Linked DNA regions of Homo sapiens: all the other regions are linked to region 2. A link is a contact called in ENCODE Hi-C or POLR2A ChIA-PET data. All regions are on one chromosome and are shown on one strand. The core of a region is the stretch at or near the end of the contact, and the rest is flanking DNA. Distances in the headings are between cores, read along the strand shown. Region 1 has its middle 9.7 kb from the start of LINC02390. Region 2 holds the start of AICDA (activation induced cytidine deaminase). Region 3 holds the start of CLECL1 (C-type lectin like 1). Region 4 holds the start of CLEC2D (C-type lectin domain family 2 member D). Region 5 holds the start of PTPN6 (protein tyrosine phosphatase non-receptor type 6).

What was found. A loop is a pair of places that touch in the nucleus more often than their neighbours do. ChIA-PET counts read pairs that join two places held with the same protein, here RNA polymerase II (POLR2A). Pooled maps may share reads with other maps.
Region 1: a pooled map shows a loop between it and region 2 (12-fold over the local background). The contact joins the enhancer-like site here to the promoter of AICDA in region 2. A Hi-C loop is called at or near these places in 8 of 37 single-sample maps with no recorded cell type and 3 of 50 pooled maps. POLR2A ChIA-PET finds 5 or more read pairs at or near these places in 1 of 52 experiments (OCI-LY7).
Region 3: a pooled map shows a loop between it and region 2 (3-fold over the local background). The contact joins the promoter of CLECL1 here to the promoter of AICDA in region 2. A Hi-C loop is called at or near these places in 6 of 37 single-sample maps with no recorded cell type and 4 of 50 pooled maps. POLR2A ChIA-PET finds 5 or more read pairs at or near these places in 1 of 52 experiments (OCI-LY7).
Region 4: a map with no recorded cell type shows a loop between it and region 2 (11-fold over the local background). The contact joins the promoter of CLEC2D here to the promoter of AICDA in region 2. A Hi-C loop is called at or near these places in 13 of 37 single-sample maps with no recorded cell type and 4 of 50 pooled maps.
Region 5: a map with no recorded cell type shows a loop between it and region 2 (6-fold over the local background). The contact joins the promoter of PTPN6 here to the promoter of AICDA in region 2. A Hi-C loop is called at or near these places in 2 of 37 single-sample maps with no recorded cell type and 2 of 50 pooled maps.

The regions. Positions count from the first base shown.
Region 1 is chr12:9,711,753-9,714,452 of GRCh38, reverse strand. It overlaps a transcript of CLECL1 not described here. Among named protein-coding and RNA genes, the nearest start is that of LINC02390, 9.7 kb to the right of the region's middle. RefSeq lists enhancers at 904-953, 1,004-1,053, 1,064-1,233. Within about 2 kb of position 1,437, at least 2 of the 41 ENCODE cell types and tissues checked have a DNase peak (open chromatin) inside an H3K27ac peak, as active enhancers do; they include OCI-LY7, where a contact is called at or near this core.
Region 2 is chr12:8,611,416-8,614,115 of GRCh38, reverse strand. AICDA (activation induced cytidine deaminase) reads left to right here and starts at 1,257. Exons shown (of 5, transcript NM_020661.4): 1 at 1,257-1,356. The coding sequence starts at 1,349.
Region 3 is chr12:9,731,711-9,734,410 of GRCh38, reverse strand. It overlaps CLECL1 (C-type lectin like 1), which reads left to right and starts at 1,314. Exons shown (of 2, transcript NM_001441815.1): 1 at 1,314-1,462. The coding sequence starts at 1,381.
Region 4 is chr12:9,668,463-9,671,189 of GRCh38, reverse strand. It overlaps CLEC2D (C-type lectin domain family 2 member D), which reads right to left and starts at 1,477. Exons shown (of 5, transcript NM_013269.6): 1 at 1,395-1,477. The coding sequence starts at 1,455.
Region 5 is chr12:6,950,106-6,952,805 of GRCh38, reverse strand. It overlaps PTPN6 (protein tyrosine phosphatase non-receptor type 6), which reads right to left and starts at 1,450. Exons shown (of 16, transcript NM_002831.6): 1 at 1,286-1,450; 2 at 1,075-1,197; 3 at 629-823. The coding sequence starts at 1,293. RefSeq lists enhancers at 1-282, 283-1,216, 1,217-2,152.

The DNA of each region.
Region 1 (2,700 bases), core at 188-2,687, 1.1 Mb before region 2:
GCCCCCACTGGGTTATACTGGATATGTGGACACAGAGCTTATGCTAAGCTGCCTGATCAGTGGACAGGTAGCTGTGTAATTGGCACCATTAAGCCATCTTTCTTCTTACTGCCCATAAAAACAGGTGAACTTCTGGGCTTCCCAGTCTGTGCTTCCCGTGAAAAAAGAAGCATAGCCATAGGTGATTAGAAAGATAATGAATGGCCTCCTGAAAAAATCATACAATACTATGGACCCACCACTTATGCACAAGATGGCTCATGAAGATATCAAACCCCCATCTACATGCTCAACCGAATCATACAGTTACAAGCTGTTTTAGAAATTATTACTAATAAAACCAGTTGAGCTTTGACTGTTTTTGCCTGGCAAGAGACTCTTATGAAGAAATGCTATCTATCAAATAGATTGGCTCTCGACTACTTGCTAGCAGCTAAAAGAGAGGTCTATAAGAAATTTAACCTTACTAATTACTGTCTACACATAGATAATCAAAGGCAAGTAGTTAAAGACATAGTTAAAGATATAACAAAACTGGCACATGTACCCGTGCAAGTGTGGCACGGACTCAATCCAAGAGCCATGTTTGGAAATTGGTTCCCAGCAATAAGAAGATTTAAAACTCTTCCAATAAGAGTAATAATAGTAATAGGAACTTGCTTACTGCTCCCTTGTCTGACACCTGTATTTCTCCAAATGGTAAAAAACTTTGTCGCTACCTTAGTTCACCAAAATGCTTCAGCACAAGCATACTATATAAATCACTATCGATCTATTGCACAAAAAGACATAAGTAGCAAAAATAAGAGTGAGAACTTCCCCTAATAAAAAGTGAGAGTCTCAAATGGGGGAAATGAGGGAAGAGAGAGACCCTCTCATATTGTTTTATATTGTTTTATACTCAGTACCTGTTTTAAGAAAAAAACAACAAGAAAGTAAAACCAAAGACAGGCAGCCCAGCACCAGGCCCGAAACCAGGCCTGGGCCTGCCTGGCCTAAACCAGATTTCATTTGTAGATTGCATTGTTCATGCTTGGCTAAAGCAGAACAGTATTATGGTGCAACAGGCACTAAAAAGAACTATAGGAAGATGTGAGTTTGGAGGAGTACATGGGAGCCTCATCATATAGTAACTTGTGAACCACAGGGAAACCTTCACGTTTTACTGAGTGAGATAGGTAGTTGAAAATTAGTTAAAAATCAACTCATAACTTAGAAACCGATGTTATTCATAGATTCCAGACATTGTATAGAAGAACATTGTGAAACTCCCTGCCCTGTTCTGTTTCTCTCTGACCACCGGTGCATGCAGTCCCTATCATGTACCACCTGCTTGCTCAAATCAATCACGACCCTTTCATGTGAAATCTTTAGTGTTGTGAGCCCTTAAAAGGAACAGAAATTGTGCATTCGGGGAGCTCAGATTTTGAGGCAGTAGCTTGCCGATGCTCCCAGATGAATAAAGTCCTTCCTTCTCCAACTTGGTGTCTGAGAGGTTTTGTCTGCGGCTCATCCTGCTACAATATAGTTTTTGTTTCTCATATAGTTATTAATTTGTCTAAACATTTCAATAGATGGCAGGGTCCTTTTTAGTCTTCTGATTCTGGGTTTTATTAATAGTTGTACTTACATAAAAAAGCTTTATGTAATTCTATCAATCGATTAAAAAAAGAAGTTGGCAAAATTCAGCAAACATTTATGATTAAAACTCTTGGAAGCCTAGGAATAAAAGAGAAATTACCTTAATTTGTTAAAGACTATCTGTAATAAACTACAGATAACCTCATATTTAATGGGGAAAGATTTGAATGCTTTCTCCCTAAGATTAGAAAAAAGGCAAGGTGGCCACTCTTGCCACTTTTATTGAATATCACAATAGAAGTTTTATTTAGTGCAATAAAACATGAAAAATAAATAAAAGGCATACGGATTGTAAAGAAAGAAATAAAAAGATTTCATTTGTAGATTGCATTGTTCATGCTTGGCTAAAGCAGAACAGTATTATGGTGCAACAGGCACTAAAAAGAACTATAGGAAGATGTGAGTTTGGAGGAGTACATGGGAGCCTCATCATATAGTAACTTGTGAACCACAGGGAAACCTTCACGTTTTACTGAGTGAGATAGGTAGTTGAAAATTTGCCATAAAGACTTACATCGTTAGACTTACATTTTTATAAATTCATTCTAAATAATGTGTGCAGAATAGACTATGGGGATGAGGAGACAAGTACAAGGACACTGGTCAAGAGCCTATCACAATAATCAGGTGAGAAATGAAAATGGCTTAGTTTGGGTTGGCAGCTATTTTTAAGGTAGATATATCTTTACCTTAAAAGTAAGCTATAGGGTCTTGCTATGTTGCCCAAGCTGGTCTTAAACTGGCCTCAAAAGGTAGAGAATATCTGGATATACTCTAAATTTATCTAGATGTATTGGATAGGTAATATGAAATGAAAATCAACTAGTAAGATGTATTCGATAATGATAATACTGAGGGAGAAGCTTGCATGAAGTAAAGACTAGGCTTTCAGCTTGAGTCATGTTAAGTGTAAAGTGCCTATTAACTATCATTGTAGGAATGTCAGGAATCCAGTTAGATACTTTAGGCTGGAAGTCAGGGGAGAGGCTAGGTCTAGAGAAATAAATGTGATTGTAAGCAGCCCATAGATGAGACCAGAAGACATTGCCTAGGAAGTAA
Region 2 (2,700 bases), core at 8-2,507:
GGGGTGGGTCTTTCCCATGCTGTTCTCATGATAGTGAATAAGTCTCACAAGATCTGATGGTTTTATAAAGGGATTTCCCCCTGCGTGAGCTCTCTCTTGCCTACCACCATGTAAGATGTCCCTTGCTCTTCTGCCATGATTGTGAGGCCTCCCCAGCCATGTGGAACTGTGAGTCAACTAAACCTCTTTCCTTTATAAATTACCCAGTCTCAGGCATGTCTTTATTAGCAGTGTGAGAACAGACGAATACATGGTCCAAGCTAGGGCTATTGATTTGAAAATCATCAAGGTATAGATGGTATCAAAGGCTTGAGGCAGGAAGAGAGCAGAGACCCTAGCTGCATTGCTTAGCATTGCATCCCTAGCACCTGGCATAGTTTCCATTAACAGTAGGCATGAAGTATCTACTCAGTGAATAAATAGAATGCATATGGGCTACAGTAGGAGAGAGAAATAAAATCTTTAATAGACCAAGTTCTATGAGAGCACAAAATTAAAGTCTTTTATTTGAAGATCTTAGCCTGTTTTCCAAATTCAGTGCAGCCAGTTAGACACTGAATCTGTCTGGTGAAACAAGCATTTTTGTATTTTGGGGGACTGCTGCTGCTTCTGACTCCAAATTAAGGATTTTTTTTTTTTCTAAAAAAGATGGCTCATGCAAAAATCACTCTTTGGTGTAAATATCTAGTCTTCAAGCAATTCTTGTAATGCAATCAGAAAGAAAAAAATCCATGGTTTGGGAGGCAAAATTTTTGTGTTCTAAATTCTATATAACTGAGTTCATTTGCTTAACTGCAAAGCAGGAGCTGCTAGTGCCTGTCTGTACTGAGGTTCAGAGAGACTGTGGGAATATGGGGGAATTAGAGGCTATCTGAGGCTCTTCAACACAATAACCCAAGAAGCTATTTAAATGCTCTTTAAGGTATTTACATAAATATTACTATTCTCATTGTGCTTTTATTTTGTGTTATCATGATTATAATTGAAGTGTCTACTGTTACTGCCTCCTGATCTTTGCTAGCTATGGAGCATGGACTGGGCTTTTAGAGCAGCAGCCCCAAAGGAACCTAAACATTAAAGCAGAGCTGCCCTCAATGGTTTAACCTGTGTGACTCTGCCTATGACAGCCCCACCCACCCATCTTCACTGGATCCAAATCAGGAGCAAGGCCGTTGGGGTACCTGGTGGGGGTGATGCTGTCAGGGGAGGAGCCCAAAAGGGCAAGCTCAAATTTGAATGTGAAGGGCCAATGCACTGTCAGACTAAGACAGAGAACCATCATTAATTGAAGTGAGATTTTTCTGGCCTGAGACTTGCAGGGAGGCAAGAAGACACTCTGGACACCACTATGGACAGGTAAAGAGGCAGTCTTCTCGTGGGTGATTGCACTGGCCTTCCTCTCAGAGCAAATCTGAGTAATGAGACTGGTAGCTATCCCTTTCTCTCATGTAACTGTCTGACTGATAAGATCAGCTTGATCAATATGCATATATATTTTTTGATCTGTCTCCTTTTCTTCTATTCAGATCTTATACGCTGTCAGCCCAATTCTTTCTGTTTCAGACTTCTCTTGATTTCCCTCTTTTTCATGTGGCAAAAGAAGTAGTGCGTACAATGTACTGATTCGTCCTGAGATTTGTACCATGGTTGAAACTAATTTATGGTAATAATATTAACATAGCAAATCTTTAGAGACTCAAATCATGAAAAGGTAATAGCAGTACTGTACTAAAAACGGTAGTGCTAATTTTCGTAATAATTTTGTAAATATTCAACAGTAAAACAACTTGAAGACACACTTTCCTAGGGAGGCGTTACTGAAATAATTTAGCTATAGTAAGAAAATTTGTAATTTTAGAAATGCCAAGCATTCTAAATTAATTGCTTGAAAGTCACTATGATTGTGTCCATTATAAGGAGACAAATTCATTCAAGCAAGTTATTTAATGTTAAAGGCCCAATTGTTAGGCAGTTAATGGCACTTTTACTATTAACTAATCTTTCCATTTGTTCAGACGTAGCTTAACTTACCTCTTAGGTGTGAATTTGGTTAAGGTCCTCATAATGTCTTTATGTGCAGTTTTTGATAGGTTATTGTCATAGAACTTATTCTATTCCTACATTTATGATTACTATGGATGTATGAGAATAACACCTAATCCTTATACTTTACCTCAATTTAACTCCTTTATAAAGAACTTACATTACAGAATAAAGATTTTTTAAAAATATATTTTTTTGTAGAGACAGGGTCTTAGCCCAGCCGAGGCTGGTCTCTAAGTCCTGGCCCAAGCGATCCTCCTGCCTGGGCCTCCTAAAGTGCTGGAATTATAGACATGAGCCATCACATCCAATATACAGAATAAAGATTTTTAATGGAGGATTTAATGTTCTTCAGAAAATTTTCTTGAGGTCAGACAATGTCAAATGTCTCCTCAGTTTACACTGAGATTTTGAAAACAAGTCTGAGCTATAGGTCCTTGTGAAGGGTCCATTGGAAATACTTGTTCAAAGTAAAATGGAAAGCAAAGGTAAAATCAGCAGTTGAAATTCAGAGAAAGACAGAAAAGGAGAAAAGATGAAATTCAACAGGACAGAAGGGAAATATATTATCATTAAGGAGGACAGTATCTGTAGAGCTCATTAGTGATGGCAAAATGACTTGGTCAGGATTATTTTTAACCCGCTTGTTTCTGGTTT
Region 3 (2,700 bases), core at 65-2,564, 1.1 Mb before region 2:
AGTTTTTCATGTATGTAGTAGGTATTGTCTAGTCACATACAAACAGTTGGAACAGCCCAGAAAAGGGAGAGAGTGTCATGCAGTCTTAAGAGACAGAGGTCGGTGCTCAAGCCTCATCCAGGGTCAGAAGTTGGTCTTTATAGGAGGGATCCCTAAATGCCACAAAGCCAGGATCTGTTCTCTAGTTATTTAATTAACCTAAGTTAAATTTCTTGGATGAGGGGTAGGGATGGGGTGACTGCAGTTTAGATTAATTCTGCAGAATGCACTTGAGTGGGTATTGAAAAAACCAGTTTTTCCATATGCAGATTTCCAGTTAATCTACTAGTCATAAGCTAATGGATCCTGCCATTTTTCATATCTGACATTTCTATGTCCTATGACGGTTTCACAGGTAGCTAGGCTCTCCTCCATTATTTCCCTCTGTATGGTGTTGGCTGCATTTTTCTCTGATTTTACTTCTTCATCAATGATCACATCTCCATCTACTCTCCATTTTCCAGGAATTAGTTGAAATTTTTCATCAACTAATAGGACCCTGAGCCTTTGTGTTATTGTTTTAGACTAACAAATTTTTATTCACTTAATTCAATTTTAGTGGAATTTTAGAAGAAATAGGAGATAAAATCTATGTTTGCTATGTTGTATTCGATAGTAAATTTCTGAACACCTCATTTTAAAATTAGATTTTTTTCTTTTATGTCATTACCTTGAATTATTTTAACAGAGTTATTTCTGTTTCTTAAATATATATTTTTTAGTTCAGAAGTCCTCTGCATAATTCATGTTTTACCTCAGTTTAATGTTAATATTATAAAGCATACAGGAAAGCAAATAGCTTTCAGAATTTTTAAGGTATTATCTAGACAATACAATGCATTTAGAGAGGAGGATAAAAGACATAGGGCCCCTTTCTGTAACTTTCGTAATAAAATCCCTTCTTTTTCTTGTTCTGTTTCCCAAATAGCTATCCTACTTTGGAGAAGATGCTGGAAATTCAGAGTTTCCGCCAGAGAATATATGCCTGAACTAAAAGAGGAAGTGGTCTATAGGAGAAAATGGTGAGATATCTTCTGTGGTATTAATAAAAGTTAAAAGCATTTCAAGTTTAGGCAGAAAACTAACTGAAAAACGAGAACCTACTGTATGGTTAGTAATTTCTTCCATGTCATACAAGTATTCGAGAAATCTGCTACCTTGATTAGTAAGACTGAACACATTGGTTTTGTCATTTATTCATGGAGGAAGTCCACCACCCACTTGGGGAGCAGAAGGAAATTTGCCATCTCAATTTACTTATCAGAAGTTTCTTTGCAGAAATATGATTGTCCCTTCAGTGGGACATCATTTGTGGTCTTCTCTCTCTTTTTGATCTGTGCAATGGCTGGAGATGTAGTCTACGCTGACATCAAAACTGTTCGGACTTCCCCGTTAGAACTCGCGTTTCCACTTCAGAGATCTGGTAAGCTGGATTTAGGGTGCCTTTGAGAATTAAGATTTTACTAGTTATCTCCTTTATTTCTTTCTTATGTATCTAATTGCCAAACTGAAAAGAGGAGATTGGATTCAAAGCAAAATTCATTGAATGCTAAGAATAAGAGCGAATGTTTTTAATGAAGCAAAATGTCTGTTCATAAAATAAATTGCCACTTTGGTTTTAATATGTAGAACTTTGCTTCTGTTTTCATAGCCTTTCTATTTCTTGATTTCTCGTGATGAATGTTTATATTCACACAGCAACTTCTAGCGGGATCACGCCTTTCTGCTCCACAGCTTTGCTCACTCTCAATCAAATCTGACCTTTTAACATAATGTGATAAATTCATCTCCACTGGGAAAAATACCTGTGGCAATTTACTCATATTGTTATTTATTCTTTTACAATATCAATAGGATAAAAATGTAAACTTAAGAAAACATGAAACGTTAGATTTAATTTTATAAAGTCTAGAATTAATGACTAGGTAATTGAATATTTCTGGAATCAGAGGCGATAAGCATATGCCTAAACTTAACATGGTGCCTTCATCACCAAACCCCCTCAAAAATTATAGATTTTCATAGCCAGTGTCTTTTCTATTCTTTGAAGTATTAAGGAAATTTCTCTGTCTTGTTACATTTCCATTCTCTGCTCTAGGGTAAGAATTTTTGTAGCATAGAGTTTATGTAGGTGTTTTAAATAATTTAAAGTTCCTCCTTTGTATTTGCCCTTGTGGAATGAATCTGCTACTTTGTTCGTATTTCCAAGGAATGTATTTCTTCTTTATATTTTCAAAAGTTTATAGTTATCAAAGGAATCTAGTGTGTGTCCTTTTCTGGTTGTAAAAGCATCTTGTTTCTTATTTTAAACCTTACCTCTCTATTTTACCCAGCAGAGGCTAACTTGCTTTCTTTTCTTCCAGCTTAGGCACTTTCACTTCCTATGAAATAGTGAAACATAATTTGAAAAATAACATGGACTAGAACTGCACTGTCATTCCCCTATGCTTCAAAAATGTCCTGTAGTTAGTTTCTTTTTCTAGAGGTTATTTTACTCAGTTTAAGCAACAAAACCAATATTTTTGATTCCGCATTCCAGGGTTTAATTGCCTTTCTGTCTATGGTTTGAACTTTTATAAATAAAACCTTATTCTTTTCCCAGTTTAGGGATGTGGGGCAACATCTTTTAATGTGATCTAGTTCAATCTTAGAATGCTAAAA
Region 4 (2,727 bases), core at 228-2,727, 1.1 Mb before region 2:
CTCCATGAGAGTGGGGCCAAACCTCTTGCTTTTTTTTTCTTCTTTCTCACTGTCCGTCTGCCACATGAGCTTAAAGATGCAGCTATAATTGCAGAAGTATATGGTTCATCAGAATAAAAGGAGGCCCGCATTTCTAGCTGGAGGATGGAAAGGAGAAGCCCCTGGGAACCTGAAAGTACGGGTCAGATGGTGAAGAGGAAGAAACTTTAGAAAGAGACCCATGAACATTATTCATAAACTCCTGGATTCACCTGCCCCTCAACTTATGCATGCCTAGATATGGTTCTAATTGGCACACTAAAGATGCTAAGACCTGAACTAATGAGTAGAGCATTGCACAGTTCCCAATTTCACCCCTGGTTGATGCACATGTCTGAATAGCACTACAAAGGCTTTCAGAATGGAACTGACATTGGAACCAGATCCCACAGATTGTCTTCATCTCACCAGGGTGATTGCTTGCTAAAACAATAGTATCAATATACTCCAAAATTTAAATAAGATCCAGTCTAACTAAATATTTGTTCAAAATGTTCAAATTACAATCCAAAATTACACAGTATATGAAGAACCACGAAAATGTCAACTTCCATGGGGAAAGAAAACACAAGCCAAGGAGGACATGACAGAGATGTTGGAACTATCCGACAAACAGTTTAAAGCATTTGGTATAAAATGCTCAAAATACCCAATGAATGAAGAAATAAATGAAGTCATTTAACAACATTTAGAGTTCATCTTTTTCTGCCTCTGAATTACCTTTTCTCCAAATTGATTACCTTTTAAGTTGGGAGGAGAAAACTCCAAACTTTTAAGTCCTAAGTTATAAAACCTTGATATTCCCTAACTGTGGCAAAAGTCATTTTTTTCACTTACTAAAGCATCATATAAAGCTATATATATATATATTTCCAGTGCATCCAATGTAACATAATTCCATTAGAATGCCCTACTAAGTTTCTACTCAACCTTTGTTACTTTTTTGATTTGTAAATGTCCTTTACATACTATTTTCTACCTTTTCTCTCTTAAGAGCTTCCATGATAGGTTTTCTACCTATGTAATAATGATGGTATCTTGTATCTGAGTAACACTTTAGAGTTTGTATAGATTTTTTTTTAGTGAAATTAACTGTTATTTTCAATCCTAAACTTAACCTTATCTCATTGTCTTACATCTTTCTCTCATTGTTCCCTCTCCTTAGTTGTTAGAACTGGGAATATAAATATATGCATGTTTTACACAAATTATAAGCCAATTTATGGACTCCCACATTCCATCTCTTATCCTTGAAAACTTTTTACTAGATCAGCACCTTTCCTGTGTGAGCCCATCACTACCACTACCTTCCCATTCCAGTCCTCACACTTACTCTGTAGAGCCCAGCTTCTTACCTGGGTTTGCAGGCAATTCAGATGGTGTAATGTCTTTCTCCACATTGTTACTGTCATGCATTTTGCCTCCAGTTTCTATGAGTGATCTAAACCACAGTCTCTACGTTTTCAACCCCAAGAATGATTCAAAACAAAACAAAAAAAAAGCCCAACGACTAAAACGTGTAAGTGTGTAACCGCCCCAGTAACTCAAAATGTCAAGCCTTTAAGTTAAATATAGCTAGAGGAACAAATGAAGCATAAATTGTTTCAAAAATCAGCTCATCACAACAGAATAAACTGGTGTTTGTAAGAATTTTAAAAAGTTGAAGCTACTTCTCTAACAGTATTTTGGTTACGAAAGAAACTAATGTTTGATAACTTAAAATTTCTTTGACTATTAAAAATTATAATTGTATTTTGTGCGGTACAAAGCAATATTATGATAGAAAATAAGAATTTATTGAAAGGAAGGAGTTGGCTCTCAGAGGAAATGAATGTTAGGTAAGTAAAGACAACAGCAATTTTAATCTCAAATTAAAATTCATTCCCAAGAGTTTACGCTCATTCAAAAAATATCTTGTTTTCAATTTCTTCAAGATATTTTGGGAATTTGCTGCTATGGCTGCTACAACAACTTTTCAAAAATGGGCTTGAACGGTGTGCAGCTTCTGTGCTCCCTCTGGCATGATCCAGGAGCACAGAGGCTCTTTAGCAGCAAGAGCTTCTTGTCAGATGTGTTGATTTCTTGTATATAAATGCCAGTAAGGGCACCTTTTACTAAAATATAATTTATAGTAATGTGCACAAATCATAAGCATACAACTAAACACATTCATTAAAAATATAACATGTAACAAGTGCCTAGATGAAGTATATCTTAAAACCACGTAAAACAATACCAACACGCTATGTGCCCTACTCATGTCCTGCAACGCTCATTACCCCAAATACAATCTCTATCTTAACTCTGACAACATATTTTCCCTGCTTTTGAATTCTATACAGTAGCCCCCCTTACCTGTAAGAAATAAGTTCCAGATTGGACAGCTATTGCCTTTATCAAATAGAAATGAAGTTGCATTAGGACTGAGTTCCAGTTTCTGTAAGATTTTATATATCTTTTTCTTTACTATTTCATCATTTCTAGTTTGTCCTAGGACCTATGATAAAGCCTTCTAGTAATTCCATCTGAGAACCTGCTTTTTATCAAAGCTGCTTCTCTTTCTTGGAAGTTGAATTTGGTTTTGTCTCCTGAACAACATGTGATTGCCAAAAGTTCAAGTCTGTTTTTCACATAGTTCTTCCTAACCTCCTTTCCTGTGAAATTTAATAATTTGAAAATTGCTTGAGA
Region 5 (2,700 bases), core at 201-2,700, 1.7 Mb after region 2:
CACAGGAAGGAAATGCCTGGAGTATTACTCTGTGCCCGGGACAGCGTGAGACACTTTACACAGGTGAACACTTCACATCGTGCTCTCAATGATCTCTGTTTGGGCCGGAGACCTATTTGACCCCACAGGACAGACCCATCCCCACGGGGCGGCTGGGACAAGGCATCAAGTGTCTTGGCAAGCATTCATCCCCATCTTCACCCCAGTGTCAGCTCCTCACTGTCCTAACATGTGCTGGGGTGAGGGGCAGACGGAGGAAGGCAGGCTCGATTCCAGAGGAAGAAGAGCTTTCTAACAACAGAGCTGGCCTGCACGACATGCTGGCCACCAGCAGTGGCCTCCCTGTCTCCAGTGGGACCTGGGTTGCAGCGGCCAGGGCTCCCGGAGTAGGGCGAGGCAGCTTTCTGTGGCTTCCTCGGGGTTAGGTGGAAAGGGTGGTAGGTTAGGCTCTGAGACACCAGGTCCCAGGACAGCAGGGAGGAGGGACATTGAGAGCCCCAGCTGGTGCAGGGAGGGGAGGGGATGGAGGGTAGGCAGCGCCGGCTGCCAGTCTCCCTGCCTCCCTGGCTGTTCAGGGTGGGAGCCGGCTCATCCCTGCTTGGGAATGGCGGGGGTGCGGAGCCCTCACCTCTCACTAGTGGGATCGGAGCAGTTCAGCGGGTACTTGAGGTGGATGATGGTGCCGTCGCGGTCCTGCAGGACACCCTGCTGCTGAGTGTAGTACTCCACCAGCTCTGTCAGAGTCGCAAACTTCTCCCCTCCATACAGGTCATAGAAATCCCCTGAGTTCTGGATCCGAATATGGGTCACCTGATCCCCCACCCTGCAGGGCACCAGGCGGTGAGGCCAGTCGGTGCAGGAGTAGAGGCAGGAGGGCAGGGATCGGCTGAGGTCCTGGGTGGGGGCACACATGGGCATGGGTGGGCACAGACAGGGATGGGGAGTGTGGGGGTTGGGGGCAAGGGAACAGACGGGGAGTCAGCACTGCCACGGGGAACCAGGAATGAGTGGTTCAGGGCCTGGATGGCACAAGAGAGTGGCCAAAATGCCCGGGGTTGCGGGGGGCCCACCTACCTGACGGAGAGCGAGAAGTCACCCTGGTTCTTGCGACTGGGCCGAGCCAGGAAGCTACCGTGGACACCTCGGCCCTTGAGCAGGGTCTCTGCATCCAGCCCACTGAGGTCTCGGTGAAACCACCTGGGCGGCCCAGGCAGGGCAGTGAGGAGGGGTCCCGTGGGCACCAGGCACCCTTGCCTCCTGTCTACCGTGGGTGGCAGGCCCTTACCTCACCATCCTGGGGGCTTCCGGAGAGGAAGGGGGCGCAGGGAATGAGGAGGTGCAGCTAGTCTGGGCAGGCAGAGAGCTCAGGGACTAAGCCTCAGATGCAGCTCCCAGTGCCGGGCCGCCTCACCACCCCCGGTGGTCCCAGTTCTGGGGCTGCCACTCCACTGGCCTGGGGCAGCCGGCAGGGCGGGGACAGGAAGAGGCGCGGCCGACCCCTTGGGGGAACTCACTTGTACTTCTCGTTTTAGAGCACAGCAAGGGAAGAGAAGCAGAGCAGGGTGGCACTGGGGGTGGGGACGGGGCCCACTTCCCACACGTCTGCAATCAAAGGCTCAGGAGCATGGCATTGCACATATGTGACAACACATGCAGTAAGGACACATGTGTGCCTTGCACACTCCAGGCCCAGATAATACTTCACGCATGCGAACCCAGACGGTCCCACGGCATCTCTCCCTCCTCCACCAGCTGCTTTTACGCAGCCCTCCCTGGCCCACGCTAATAACAATGATGGCGGTGACAACTGTCATCGAGTGAGTCCTGCTGGATGCCGGGCGCTGTGCTATAATGGCGTTCACATGCCTTGTCTGATTGGTTTCTCACCACAGCCCTATGAAACAGGGGCTATCTTTATCATTTTACAGACAAGGAACCTGAGGCTCAGGGAGTTTAAGGCATTGCCTGAGTCCATCAGTGAGTCAGCTGCAGTGCCAGGATTCAAACCCAGACAGTCCGGTTCCAAAGCCAGTGCTTTGAACTCCTATACACCAGCCCTCAGGGCTTCAAAGAACAGAGATTAAGAGCCTCCTTGTCCAAAGGGGCTGCCATGGGAGCAGGAGACTAATAGTTAAGACCTTGCCAATGCTTGCAAGAGAGAAGGGTGCCCTCCTCTAACCAACATATGCAGTTTGTCCATGCCACTGTGGCAGAGGGATGGACAACATGACCCTGAGCAGCCCTGTCAACATGGGTCCTTTCTAATTCTTGTCCCTAGGCCTCTGCCCTGCCCCAGCACTCCCACCAGGGGGCCTATCTCCTGGGGGGCTGGGGGACAAGGTCCTCACCATGGCTGATTTTCTCAGGGCTGGTTGATCTTAGAGGCCCTAAACACTAAGGTATATGATGCTGCCTACCTGTAATTCCAAATACAAACATCAACACCGCCAAACCAAAACGAGGAAAAGCAGCTCAACAGGGGATACATAAGAAACACATATTGGTGGCTTCCCCTAGGGAGGGAAACTGGGTGGCTGGAGGACAGGGCTGGGGGAGACACTTGGTTCTCTACATACCTTTTTGAATGTTATATGATGGGCATGCATTACCTTTATAAAAATAAATATGCTAACTGGGAACAATTTCTGGGAAACTTTTAGGGTACAGGGAAGGCTCTTTGTCTCTATCTGGATGCTGTTT